Regions from separate parts of the Homo sapiens genome. Here region 2 is linked to region 1. The links are chromatin loops, found by intact Hi-C in ENCODE. Cell type or tissue: PC-3. All regions are shown on one strand. Each heading gives the region's core, and the rest is flanking DNA. Links, peaks and the distances in the headings are about the cores only.

What was found. Hi-C counts contacts between places; a loop is a spot of excess contacts. Peaks named below come from ENCODE experiments on the same cell type or tissue, not always from the same donor. Only the 100,000 strongest peaks of a DNase experiment are listed, where the experiment ranks them.
Region 2: a loop joins it to region 1, with 6 times the contacts of the local background. A loop is called at or near these places in 2 of 110 quality-filtered maps.

The regions. Positions count from the first base shown.
Region 1 is chr5:103,582,883-103,590,590 of GRCh38, reverse strand. No RefSeq gene overlaps it. Among named protein-coding and RNA genes, the nearest start is that of NUDT12, 24 kb to the right of the region's middle. In PC-3, for the core only: a CTCF peak has its summit at 3,249 (motif pointing left); a DNase peak (open chromatin) is centred at 3,220.
Region 2 is chr5:103,700,046-103,707,753 of GRCh38, reverse strand. All of the region lies in intron 2 of LOC105379107 (a long non-coding RNA gene), which reads right to left. Among named protein-coding and RNA genes, the nearest start is that of NUDT12, 140 kb to the right of the region's middle. In PC-3, for the core only: no CTCF peak of the experiment used is centred there; a DNase peak (open chromatin) is centred at 3,923.

The sequences.
Region 1 (7,708 bases), core at 1,044-6,043:
CAGAAGTCTAAATTCACAACATATAACATCAGGAGGGAAGAAAGTAACCATAATCCAGATAATTTTGGACTTTATAGTTGGTAGTCAACGCCTTAAATTTCATCTGGAATCAGAACAGAACACTGATGTAATATCCAATGGAAACATTATCACAGCTTGATTAGGTGGCAATATGACACATTTCGCATATTGGTTTCATTAAAATAGCATCATATCCACAAAACTCTTGAATAGACCATCTCCAGAGACATTATTCTGAAATTATCATCTTATTCAAATATAACTCCTGCTTTGGTTGCTTTTTATATCTTGTTTTCTTCAAATTTCCAAAGCAATATGTGTGGCCAGGGAAACATAGGTTATCCCTGAGACCTAACAGAACAGTGTATTAATGTTACATTGAGGGCCCGTCTATTTCCCATACTTCTTCTTGGAAATATATTCCCCTTACCCACCATCCATCCACCCTACTCCTGGGGCATCAACTTCCGAGTTAGGGCTGAGATGAGCATTCCAGATTTTAGAGCTGTCTAACCTCATTCACTTAAGTCGGCTCCTCCACCTTCTTCCCTTCCTCCTCCTCCTCCTCCTCTTCTTTAATTGCCTCCTTTCTGTGACAGTGCCTTAGAGAGTTCTGCACTTGAGTGCCATGATTTGTCAAGACTCAAGCTTGTGTTCACTGACAGGAGTTTGGGAGAAAATGAGCTGGGAGAAATAGATGTGAGCAGAGGAAAGTCAGAAAGCAAGCTATGAATTACGAAAAAAAAAAGTTGAAGAGGAAGATATTCAGGGGTTTCCTCAACCTCTTATTTTCCCAAAATTATATATGTTGCCTGAGAGCTGTTCTTGATTTTCTTTCAGTTAACATTCACAGGATCACGATTATTTCAAGCAGAACTCAAGGGGAAAGTTAAGGCTGTAAGAGGTCATTCATCTTCTCCGTAAGGGAATAGAAGAAATGTGCAGTCGCCCCCTCATTCTCAGAGTGACTCATCATAAATGATGACTTTTATGTCAAACTAGAATTTTCTTCATTCTTTCTTGTATAAATGTATGAGGGTTATTCCACACTAAGATGGGTCACCAAGGTAGCTTATAGATTTTTCCTTCCCTTGAGACATTTAAAGAAGATAAATATCAATCTGTCTTTGCAGGATGGCATGGAGTCCTTAGGACAGGTTGAGGAATGAATTAAATAACCTTTGGCTGTTCCCACTGACTTATGAGTGAAAAAAAATAGGTACACTCACAATATAACATAACTCCTTTTAAACACTAACTTTTTTTTTCCCCAATGTGGAACTCTCTGCCCTCCCTGGCATTAGATGTCAAAATAGTACCAAATCTGTGCAATTGAGGTACAAAATTAATTGACTACTATGGTGAGTATCAATGTAGCATAATGAGCCACAGAAGGCCCATATCAACGCTAAATTAGAAAATGCCACTGCCTTGCATAACTCAGTTATACCCAATTCTGTAGCATCCAGAAATTACTGGAGTGATTGGAATATTTGTTAAAGGTACTAAGATACCTTACATTTCCTGAGTAGATGTAGAATCTAAAGGAACAATAAGTTCAGCTTCCTAAAACTCTAAGTAGTAAGTACTGATTGATCTTAAAATACAACAGGTTGGCCGCGTGCGGTGGCTCATGCCTGCAATCCCAGCACTTTGGGAGGCCGAGGTGGGCGGATCACGAGGTCAGGAGATCGAGACCATCCTGGCTAACATGGTGAAACCCCGTCTCTACTAAAAATACAAAAAAATTAGCCAGGCGTAGTGGCGGGCGCCTGTAATCCCAGCTACTCGGGAGGCTGAGGCAGGAGAGTGGCGTGAACCCGGGAGGCGGAGCTTGCAGTGAGCCGAGATCGCGCCACTGCACTCCAGCCTGGGCGACAGAGCGAGACTCCGTCTCAAAAAAAAAAAAAAAAAAAAAATACAACAGGTTGACCAATGCCTGACATATGGTAACTGAATATTGAATACATTGACTAGAGCTAAATTATTTATTCCTCTGGACTTTTTGAGATGACTAGTTACTGCTCTTTACACTAGATCTTCCCTTAATTCAGCTCCTCCGTAAGGAGGATAGTCACCACAAAATAAATAAAATAAATAAAGACGATAATTTTTAGGTGCTTCCTGTGGTTCTAAGGTCCTGATGGTGTAAAAATGAGGAATGCTGGGAGCTTTGGGGCATCTCTTAGTAGATGACAACCCACAACAACAAAATAAAATGTTTTTATTGACTTAACATCTCCTATGAGATTTCACTTCAAAAGTTGATTTTATTTTTAAAACCTGATATAAAATCATCACAGAGATTATGTCTAAAGCAGTTCTTTCAGATATTGCCTTAAAACTAAATGTTTAATATTCATTTTTTATTTCTCTCACTTATAAATAACAGTAGATGCAGTTTTCAATTTCTTCTAATCTTATCTCAAAACAAAAAATATTTTTTAAAAAATTTAATCTCACCTTTCTGTCCAACTAGGACCATGCGATAAAAACTTATTAAAACAACTGCTGTATCAGAATCAACTTGCACGTTCCTTCTGTCAAATAATCTATTAATATTTACAGTTAATGTTAGATTTGTTGTCTTGCTTAGTTTGGGTTTGTTATCTCAAAATTTTCAAAAAACCAAAGGACCTATTAAGGTCAATCAATAGACATGTGCCACAAAATTGTATCATCTGGCATAGAAAATAATCTTAACACTCAACATTAATAAATAAATAGAAATTTTGCATTATGTATTGAATTAGAAGATATTTATAGCATTTGTCTTTCTTTCTCAAACTTTCCCAAAGCTTCTTTTTTTCAAGAATTGATTATCTCTCCCCAATCAAAAGTTTGTCTTTACAAAGAGTAAAACTTATAATCTAAATTTCTCTAAAATGATAATTTATGACCTAAAAAAAAAACCGGATTCAGTTTTTCAATTGTAGCAACTATAATGACATTCCCCCTTTTAACACTGCTTTACTGATTTGATCTTATTTAAGCTTTTCAAGAACCAACAGAGTGACAACTTGCTCATTCAGAAGAAATCAAATAAGAAAAGTAGGATTATACTCAGATGAACATACACTTATCTCATGTTCAACGAAATGCTCTGGAAGCTTTGAATGTTTTCTGAAATGTTAAGCATTTCATGGTCACAAAGATACACTTCTCTCAGTTATTTCTCATTCTAGGAAAGTTTGTTCATTTCTGCAATGTCTTTGCACCCTCTAATGGTCATTTTAGGATTTTCTTTACTGGGAGCAATTTATTCAAGGCTATGCAGAGGTTTCATCTTATAAATCTGAATTTTTATTAGAATAATGATGTTTACACACTTTATACCTTTAAATCTGTTATTTTGTAATCCCAAATATTAATTGAAGCTCACACCTCTTTATATTGTTAAAAAAAAGAAAGTACATAGAGTTGGAGTTACTAGGATAAAAATTAGGAAACACTTCATACTTTCCAAATATATCCTGACATATTAACAAGCTAGTAAGAATTTAAGATTTTTGCCTCCTAGGCAAAAATGAATTCTATAGTAAGGCCATCACTTGGCATCACAGTTATTTCCTAATACTGCCATGATGAAGTCAACATAAAATCCGTCTGGGCCTGTTTGTATATACAAGGCATAAAAATGAATTCTAACCCAGTACAATATCCTACAAAGAACCTCAGAAATGAGGTTCTCTTTTATTAAGAAGTAGCAATAACAAGATTAAACACACACATGTATACATATACAGAAACTATAGTCAACTGACTCATATATCGTCTCAGGAATATTGAACACCTTTAACCCAGAGATCTTTAAAAAAAAAAAATCTAATGATCAATTGTTACCTTTCTATTATATTTGACATCCATAATAAAAATTGCTTATTCCTTTCTTGATGTCAAATCTCCTTCTTTCTATTATAGTTTCATGTTTAGAAAACATTTAGGAAAAATGTGAAAAGTTTTAATGGCAAGCTTGATGTCTGATTTCATGCTGTTGAGAGTGATAAGGAATCCTGCTTTGTGGTGAAGAGAAACAACAGATCAAACCATACAGATGTGGGAGGAGCTAGTATCAGTGCTTATGAGAATAGTTGCATTTCTATACAATTGTTTCTTTCCAGGGTGACGCTACACATTTTAAAATATTTTTATCTTGAAGAAAAGTATAACTTGAGCCCTCTAACAGTTTGAAGTTCCTAATATATGTTATATCCATATTTTTGTCAGAAAAGTATTTCAGAACTTATACATATATCCATAAAGCAACAACTTTTGTTTCAAAATAAAACTACTGATATTAAGTCCACAAAAAAGCATTAACCAACAGTGCAATAAATCTCATATAACTGGATAACATTATAGGAGATGTTATCCATTGAGGACATGGAAAATACAATATCTCCAAGCTGAAATAAGATAATATATAGGATGACGCTCCAAGTATTTAAAGTTTCTATCAATTCCCAAATTACAAAAGAAATTTAAAAATAAAATTTTGAGTGTCCACTTTGAAATATAATTATCTCTAACAGAAGACAATATAGAACCTACCAACATCTCCAATCCCTGCAAGGTAGCCATTTGTAGGGGTTGCTTATGCGTAATTCAATCAATGTGTCAGATGAAATGACAGCAAATATATACTTAAAAACATTAAGGTTATTAACAGCTCCAAAAATATTCTTTGTCTACAATTATATTTTTAAAAAATCTAAACTCCTAAAATTCATCTCTCTTATAATGCAGCCATGTACACTGTCTAAAATCCCGTTTATATTTCATAAACCCTGGAAAATGTGATATAAAGTTGCCAAGTGAATACTACCAGTACTTCATCTTGTATGGATTCTTTTACAATAATGATTATTGACAACTGAAATCTACTGTGTAAGTGTGAGTAAATTTAAAATATAAAACAATATGCTTTGTTAATGAGAATAGCAAATAACTCCTGTTAAAATGTATCCTGAGCTACAAAAGTTTGGGGGAATAAAACTTAGATAATTACTAATTTTCAATAATTTGGAGTTTCAAAGCATTCAAATGTATATTCAAAGACATTAAATATTAAATCCACTAGCACCAACAACCATTTAGGAAACTAGTCATGAGGGTTGTTTGAAAGCCGAGTAACCCAGGAGTCCCAAGCTATTGAGCATAAATTTCCAGGCCCTTCAAAATCCGCCATGCAACACTACTTTTAACTTCTTCCGCACTATAACCTTCTCATATCTCAATGATTATGCATTTAGCTCCCATTATCAGAAATAATTCCCTCCTTACCATAGTACATCATTAGGTACTGCGATTTATCACATGATAATGTAAACTGTTTGAATGGCATTCTTTCCCAATAGACCACCCTTATGAATTTCTTGAAGGCAGGAACTGAGTTTATTCATTTTTATATCTCTAGCACGTGACAACTGGTAGGTGGCAAAGCAACATGTTGCTTTCGCAGCCAAAAGATCATGATGGAGATTCATGTTTTAGTCCTAGTTTCAATAGCTTGACTTTCTAGTTTCTCATATGTAGACGTGGAATAAAACAATCTGCAGGATTGTTGTGAAATTGGAAGATATTTATGAAGTGACTAACCCAATGTCTGCTATATATAAGGCACTATTACATGTGCTCAATAAATGTTGGTTGAATTGATTTTTTACAATAGCTCTTTCTATTTATATATTAGCTCAAAATCTTTTCAGAATTCTCAGAATTCAAATCACCATCTTGTTCTTGTTCACTCATTCTCATATACCATAATTTAAACATTGCCCTCACTGTAAGAATAAAGAATGTTACTGTGTATTCAGGCAATTTAGGCATTTGAGGGAAGTATGTTCAATGCTTCCCAGAATTAAAATAGTTTAAAATATCCTCAGAAAGGGGAACTAAAGTTCAGGGCATTCAGCTTTATTTTCTCTTCCATTTCTCACTAAAAGGGAAAAAAATGCTTCAATATTTATAAGACTAAGAATAATGGATGTGCATAATTTTGCCTTAACATACATTTCTGCCTTTTAAAACCAGTTTAAACTCAGTGAAAAGCCAAGAACATAGACTTAATTATGCAGAAAAAGGATGCTTTAACTGCAGTGCACATTCAATAGACAAAATCCAAAGAAAGCAGTCCTGCCTCAAACGTTTACAAATCAATTCATTATATTGATTTGGAATGAGTTGTGCTGTAATTTAAAACATAGATTACCACAGGCCAAACTAAAGTTCTCTTTCTAAGGCACTGTCACTTGGCTGCACACATGACCTGAGAATTTTCAAGAAACAGTGATTTGCCTAACCTTATAAAAAGCTATTGTATGTAAATAATAGGTTTTAATGGAGTAATAATTAAAATGTAATCAAAGTTAAATTTCAATAGTATGCCAAAAATTGTGTGTTTCAGTTAACTAATAACTTCAATAAATCATTGATATCTTATTGAGAACAGGCAGTGTGCTTCTATTTCAAAATGATTTATTCCACATATAATGCATAGAATGTTTCCATTTCATTTCCTAATTTTAATGTAATCCTTGAAGAAAATTTTAAGATTCCATTCTGTCTTGTTTGTTTTTCGTGGGAAAGGCTGCTCCTTGGGGAATCGGTAATTATGCCTCAGAGTTCTATTGTCCTCCTCACACCTTTTGATGACTTGCTGTTTTATCTTAATATAACTTAAACATTTTATCATTTTTTTTTCACTGGTCAGTCTTAAAAGGTAGGAATAATAATAGCTGCTGCTACATAGTTCTCAAAAGCACTGAAACTATAGTTCAGGAAGACTCATTGAATTTTAATTACACATCTAGGAAATGGGGGTATGAGGCCAACCAGTTAATTAGAGAAATGGCTAAAATGCATGCTTCTTGGGGAGGACAGAATTTTTATCAGTAATTTTCTTCATAGTAAAATACAGAACCTAGTGAATGCAGGAGTCCTGAGAGTATAAGTAAATAAAATAATAATTTGCAACTGAGTTGTTCCTGAGACAGCCTGAGAATCAAGAGAGAATGTAACAGGATCTTTCTATACCATTAAGTCTCCTTCACTGAAATCCTTCCTGGGCCTCAGTTTCTCCATTGGAGCAATGATCTCATTAAACTACATAAGCTTTCAATTCTATGCTAACTTTAAGTGTTCTGAGTTCTTAATGTTAAATAATCATATTAGTAAAAGAAATCAACTACTCTGCTATTATCTGATATCTAGATGATATATGAACCTATAAATATACAAATATTTAAATAAGCCATATGTAAGTTATTGAAACACATGTACAGAAGAACTATTAAAATCCAAGAACATAAAACAGTTGTTGATATGACTTCCTAAAAAGTCTTTATTGTTTCTGGTAAAATGACACAAAAGTTGTGAAAAATCAAATACCTCAATGAAAACAAAAATTCCTTGCTTGTCCAGTTTCCTTTTCTATGAAATGAAAGAAGAGAATTGCAACAAATTACGGTCTCTGAAACAAATTATAACTAAAGAGCATTTTTGAAATTATTTCCATAAATGTCAAGAGCAATTTAAGCTTTCTAAAATTTGTTACCCTGGTGAATCAGAGTAGTTTTGCTTTATAAGAGCTTTCTTAAAGTTTGCCACAAAATTTCAAAATACATAACTACCTTTTCATCAATAGAAATAAATGTTGCTGTGACATTTTTCCAGCAAATTTTAACAG
Region 2 (7,708 bases), core at 1,072-6,071, 120 kb before region 1:
TATTTTGTCCTCTAGCATGGAAAAGAACACATTATCACAACAGACCTCTCGAGTCTCATTTTCAAACTAATGCATTCCAAAATGCATGCAATTTCTAACAAAGAGCAAAGGATAAACAATTAAACATTACATGTAACAGAACTCTTACCCACCTGCCAACAATTAACCCTGTAATTAAAAACTGCAGGAGAATTCACATAAGCATATCTTCAGCAACAGTCATACCACGGTCAAGGGGGGAAAAAATCTTTCCTAATAAGTTCCTTTCCCATTTCCCAGGCTGCTTTTCTTGACATTAAACAGACACAAGACTCTGTCAACTGTTTCACTTTCTTTAGAAAGAGGGAAATCCCATTCTGTATCCCCTGGGAGGGCTATTATATACAGATGAATGTATTTTGTTATTTAGTTTAATAAACGTAGTGTTTAGAACAGATGTTTAGGCTTGAAATTGTCCAGAGAAAGGAACAGCTCAGGTGACAATAATGCAGGTTTCCCGCCTGCTGCGCTTTCTTCTTTGTCTTTGGAAGGGCTACTTTCACAGGTGAGAAGGTATTATAGTATTTATAATCACTCACATCCCCACCACTGGACTGAAGCTGACAAATGGGGTGCTAATTAGTACCAAGAGTGGTGGTGGTGATGGTGGTTTTATGACACAGACATCTGGCCAGTAAATTGGACTAAGAGAAACAACACATTTACAGAAGTACTACAATTCCAGCCATGCATGGTGTAAAAGATAAATGTGAGGACTGTTTTTAAAAGGTAGATTTTCCTGAACACTAGAATATTTGGCCATTGCAAGGCTATGTTCTTCTGTGGATGTTCTCATGCCCTAGCTACTTATGTCACCATCAACCAGAAGAATTTTCTTTTTTTTTTTCTTTTTTTGAGACAGTCTTGCTCTGTCGCCACGCTGGAGTGTAGTGGTGCGATCTTGGCTCACTGCAACCTCGGCCTCCCGGGTTCAAGCAATTCTCCTGCCTCAGCCTCCCGAGTAGCTGGGACTACAGGCGCCCGCCACCATGCCCAGCTAATTTTTGTATTTTTAGTAGAGACAGGGTTTCATCATGTTGGCCAGGATGGTCTCGATCTCTTGACCTCATGATCCCCGCTCTCGGCCCCGCAAAGTGCTGGGATTACAGGTGTGTGCCACTGCACTCAGCCAATATATGTTTTTAAGTACACCTGTGAGTAAGCGTATGCTTCTGAGAGAGGCAAGATATTATTTAGCCAGAGTGAATGTATGTCCTCTGTGAATGATAGTTTATAAAATAACAAATCTCAATTTAAATGGCAGCAGTCAGAATATTGTTCTGCAAGCTAGGAGGCAGTAAAACAGTAAATCCAATCAAATAATAATTATTTTTGAGTATTTATCAATAATAAAATTCATTAATACTTATTGTATAAATTTTATAATGCTTTATTTAAGATCTACAATTCATAAATGTGGTTGGCACATTTACATTGTCTTCATTGATTTGGGTCTATGGTTGCTGTAATAAAAAGAAAGCATAATATAATGGGGAAAAAAAGGTATTTGTTATTAGGAAAATTGCAGTTAAGCATCAGGAGCATAGTAGTATTGTTAAGAACAGGGACTTTCAATTCCAGTGGATTGGGTGCCAAACCTAGTCACTTACTGTGCCACTTATTGTCTGGTCTTCAGCAAGGCAATTGCCCTGAGCCTTAGTTTCCTCATTCATAATACCTACTTTATTGGGTTGCTGAGTGGATTAAATGAGATGATATATATAAATCAAGTAGCAGAATTCCTGATATATTACAATTACTCATTAAATGATAGATACTATTAAAACTATTAGCTATAGTAAGGAAGTCACGACCCTTTCTCCATTTCTTTAATCATTCAAATATAAAGTTTCAAGTTTATCCCTAGATATTTGAGGATTAAATGTGCTGTAAACATGATAAAATATGCAAAATCACTTAAAAATTATTAAAAGCTTCATACATACTGCTAGAAAACATGTGTCTTATTTTTCCACTGAAAAACTAGTTTTTAATAAAGGCAGGCTTTCCAAAAATAATTTTTATTGCCACCATCATTCACTTTGCACATATTTAATTCTTCCAAACCATCTTTCACAAAAACTAAGATGTTTCTCCAGAGTAAAATACATGTAGCTTGGCACCAGAAAATATAAGTGCAAAATGGCTAATTTTATTGTGAGGAGCAGAATGGTGATGGCTTTAAAGAGTTTGTCCAGTTCATAAAAACAAACTAACATTTCAAGTTCAATGCTTAAAACCACATCTCAGCGAGGTGTTGTAATGTGATATAACAAAGGAAATAGTGGAGAATTCAATTCTCAGTGCATATGTTTTTTAATTCTTTTTTAAAAAGTACTAGGTGGTCACAACAAATACACACAGACACACACACACACACACACACACACATATCTGCTATAATAAAACATGTTCTACATCATTTCTATCAGGGCAAAAGAAGTAGAGTAACAGGTGAAAAATTGGGCAGATTTGGGGAGATTATTCATTCAGCAGATATTAATTAAACTCCTACTATGTGCCAGACACTGTTCTATACAAAGCAAAATAAGCATCATAACTAGATGTAGGGTTGGAAGCAAAACATGGTTGTAAGTAACTGCCCCCAGGGAAGTTTCAATATAGTGTAAGATTAATGTGACAGATTATATTCTGAGATTTTGTTTTTTGTTTTGTTTTGAGACGGAGTCTCGCTCTGTCACCCAGGCTGGAGTGCAGTGGCGCGATCTCCGCTCACTGCAAGCTCCACCTCCTAGGTTCACACCATTCTCCTGCCTCAGCCTCCCGAGTAGCTGGGACTAGAGGCACCCACCACCATGCCCGGCTAATTTTTTTTTTTTGTATTTTTAGTAGAGATGGGGTTTCACCGTGTTAGCCAGGATGGTCTCAATCTCCTGACCTCATGATCTGCCTGCCTCAGCCTCCCAAACTGCTGGGATTACAGGCCTGAGCCACTGTGCCTGGCCTATATTCTGAGATTTTAAAGTTTGAAATTAGCAAATGACCTGTGCAAGATTAGAGAATCCAGTAAATTGTAAACAAAGTTTATCACAAAAATGCAATCACATACAACCTTATGTCTGAATCATGAGTCAATGAAGTCTACAAAATCATACATGAGGGGGAGAAAAACCTTGAAATGTTAATCAGTTTGTCGAAAAGTAAAAAGTAAAAGTAAAAATAAAATGCAGCTCAGAAGTGGTTTATTAGATTTCCTCTAGGAACAGAACTTTTTCCAGAAATTCCTCTAACCCAAGTAATAAGAACAGACACGTTCCCTGTTACAGCTTCCTTATTTCCTTTAACACGAGCTTTGAAGCTCTGTGCAAAATCTCTACCATGACAGAGCTTGTTTAGTGTGTACTGGGTATTATATTAATTCCTAATTTATACTTTTAGGAAAAAGAAAATTGCAAAGTGACCGCTGATTTTTTTCTCAATTAAAACTTCAGCATATGTGATGATTCTTAAACCTAAGAGTGCATTAAAATTAGCAAAAGAGATCTTTAAACGTGTGCATCTGTCCCTAGATTTTCCAAATCAGTAAGTCTAAGATGAAGCCTTGGCGTTTGAATCTTTTAAAGCCCTGTGGATAATTCTGATGCACATCCAGGACTGAAAATCTTCACAAAACAACCAAAGGAAAATGTCTTCTTTTTCTTTCCCAGTATATTCCCTGGAAAAACAGCCTAGATAGAAAAAGTTATGTAGCCTGTGTTGGACAATAATGCCCATTTATACGCTGAAGAGATAACTAGTTTTAATCATTGAACTGGGCTGGTCGAGGTAAATTGAAGCCAAATTACCCGACAGAATCTTCTGTGGACTGTCACATCTGTCATACTCTACCTTCATAGATAACTGGATGATTCATTACTTCCCATAAAACAGGATATTCCAGTGTTGGCATTACATAATGATGATATTCATAACAAGAGAAGACAAGCACTCCCTGATTTGAATTCAAATAATTAAATTATTTACCTTTCCAGAGATTCAATCTAGGAATCATAGTCATAAAAAGCCCAGTAACTAAGTGATTTGAATACTTCCTGAATTTATAAAGGACAGTCAACTTTACATCTTGGTCCATTCCACTTATCAACCCAGGTATTTGCATATTGCTTTACTTACCATGTGCAATAAAAACAGCTGCAGAAGCTTATCTCAAAAGAACATATATGATTTTCTGATCATATTATTGGATATATTGAGTAAATGTTGCTAGTGTGATTGATAACACAATCATCTGAGATCTGACTTAATAGAGAACAAGACTGAAAAGAGAAACCAAGAGGCAAATTCTCAGTAAAACTGGAGTGAGCTGGGAAGCTTGATCTGCGACTCTACTATAATTAAGTGTTTTATTGTCATTAACCAAGTGACCTTAAGGGGGAATAGTGAAATCAGTTAAGCCATTTGGCCTGATCCTAAGGGAATATGGATAAATTCTTTGAAAATAAGGTGCTTGGCAATCATGTGTTTAATAGCTGATTAGTTTAAAGCTTCATTTGCTAAAAGGGGACATATTTAAATATCGTGATACCCATGAGAAAGAAGTTGGTGGTCTCATGTCATTTGTCAGTTACTTAAAAAAAAAAAAAAAAAAAAAAAAGTCAATGTATATCAGTTTTGTTCTGAGTTTTAAAAATGACAACAATACAAATAACCTGTATTGAGCATATGTGTCAGGCACTGTGATAAACAGTTTACATGCAGGTACATCATTTACTCATCACAATCACATGGCATATGCACTATTATCATCTACATTTTACAGACAAGGAAATTGAGACTTAAACTATTTAAATGTCCCAAAATCACAAAATTCTTAAGTGGTAAGACTGGAATTTGAACCCACGCATGTAGAGCTGGAGGCTGTAAACTGCACTTTATCTATGAATGTAACTCAAGAAAGACAAATGTACCACAGAGACTGACTTCAATATATCAAGGAGGAAAATGAAAAACACATTAAAAACAGCCACAGGCTGGCCAGGCGCGGTGGCTCACGCCTGTAATCCCAGCACTTTGGGAGGCCAAGGCGGGTGGATCACCAGGTCAGGAGATCAAGACCATCCTGGCTAACACGGTGAAACCCCATCTCTACTAAAAATATAAAAAATTAGCCGGGCGTGGTGGCGAGCACCTGTAGTCCCAGCTACTTGGGAAGCTGAGGCAGGAGAATGTCGCGAACCCGGGAGGCGGGGCTCGCAGTGAGGCAAGATCGCGCCACTGCACTCCAGCCTGGGCGACAGAAGGAGACTCCGACTCAAAAACAAAAACAAAAACAAAAAAAAACAGACACAAGCCTGGGCGCAGTGGCTCACGCCTGTAACCCCAGCACTTTGGGAGGCCGAGGCGGGCGGAGCACCAGGTCAGAAGATCAAGACCATCCTGGCTAACACGATGAAACCCCGTCTCTACTAAAAATACAGACAATTAGCTGGGCTTGGTGGCATGTGCCTCTAGTCCCAGCTACTCAGGAGGCTGAGGCCGGAGAATCGCTTGAACCCGAGAGGCCGTGAGCCGAGATTGCACCACTGCACTCCAGCCTGGCGACAGAGCGAGACTCCGTCTCAAAAACAACAATAACAACAAAACACACAAACAAAAAAACTAGCCACAAATAAAAGCAGAGGAAATTGTTATCTTTATAAATTAAGAAATCAATTCCCAAGCACAATAAAGCAAACATCCAAGCTATTATTGTTTTTATGCCATAACACTAGCCCAAGGTGTTGGTGGATTCAATTGTATACAATTTATTTTTCATAATATAGCCACCTTGGATGTGTTTATTGTGACAATATTTTTTACAAATACATGTAAAGAGCAAGAAGTTAAATTGGACTAAATTACTATATTCATGATAAATGTAGAATACCTATTGCGGTGGTTTTAAAATATGCCCACATATTCTTTGACATTTCCCCCTTCAGAAGATGAAGACTAATTGCTCTGTCCTTGAATATATGCTTGACTTAACGACTGACTTCTAAAATACTAACTGAAATTAACAAATTAACAAATAAAAATGGCAGAAGTGACAGTGTATAACTCCTAGTCAAGGTTATTGTCTTGGTCAGTTCAGGCTATTATAACAATTACCATAGACTTGGTGGCTTAAACAGCAAACACTTATTTCTCACAGTTCTGGAGGCTGGAAGTCCTAGATCAGGGTGCTAGCATGGTCAGGTTCTGGTGAGGATCCTTTACCAGGTTGCAGACAGCTGACATCTTGTATCTTCACATGGCAAAGAGTAAGGGCTACTAGCACTTTTTATCTTCTTACAAGGACACTGATCCCTCATGACCTAGTTACCTTACAAAGCCCCTACCTCCTAACACTATCCTATCGAAGATTAGGGTACCAATATAAGAATTTGAGAGGGATAAAACCTGAAGTTTCTAGCAATCATACAAGGTATTGAAGCCTCTCTCTCTCTCTTTCTCTCTGCCTCTCACTCTTGCTCTTTCTTTCTTGATCATCATTCTTTTTGGAAGCCAACCACCATGTCACAAAAAAGCTCAAGCACCTCTATGGAGGGGGACATATGGCGAAGAACTGAGGCCTCCTGCCAGCAGCCAGCACAAATTACTCAGGCATGTGAGCAACTAACCCACTCTGGAATCGAATTCATCAGCCCCAGTCAAGCCTGCAGGTGACTGCAGACTCAGTTTACACCATACTGCAATTTGATGAAAAACCCTCAGCCAGTAACATCTAGTTAAGTTGCTCCCAAATCCCTAACTAACTGAAAATGTATAAGATGTTTATTGATTTTACCTCCAAGTTTCAGGGTAATTTGTTACGAAGCAACATAAACCGCCAATAACTAGTACAACCACATAACCAGGGTAGCATGATATTACAGCTGGAGACAGCTGTTGCCTCTCTTTGTGCATGTCAATGTTCCTTTTTGTGCCTCAGTTCTCCCACCTGTAAAATGATGAAATATATTTACCTCCTGAGCTGTGAGAGTTCAATGAAATAATTCACAAATATTCATTAGAGAAGTTTCCAGCAGAGTAAGCCATAAATAAATGTTACCTGTTATTATTATTATTGTTACTATAACATTTCTCTTTTGTCCTTGGAGTTTTAGTGGTACTGTGGCATCCTAGAAGGAGAAAAAGTTGAACTACCCACCTGCTAGTGTTAGCTGTGCTTCTTCATTTCACCTCCTTTTCAAATCTCCACAATTCTCATTTCCCTCATCTTTATGTAAAAGATGGTGAAAGAATATTAAATAATAATATCATTTCTTTTATCCTTGTTACTTCTTAAGACATTTTGCATTTGGTCTGCATAGCATTGGCATCCATGAAAAGTTTAGCACAGCAGAAGAATATAGAACAAGCTTTATCGAGTGTCAATAGCCTAAGCTCTAGGAAGCATCAAGCATATAACAAATATAAGAAGTAAAAGTAAAGTTTTCTACTTCCATTAAGAGAAAAAGCAATGAGAGCTCAGATACTGATATGTCCCTAAGAAAGATACCTGCACATTAGCCACACTCCTCATCTTAGACCAAGACCCCAGAATGGAGCAAAACAATAATTTCAAATAGTTGTGGAGAAGTCCAGATTACAGAGAAACTACGTCACTTCCCAGTAGATCCTGGAGAGGTAGGAAGACCTCAGAATATCCCCGCACACTAGACAT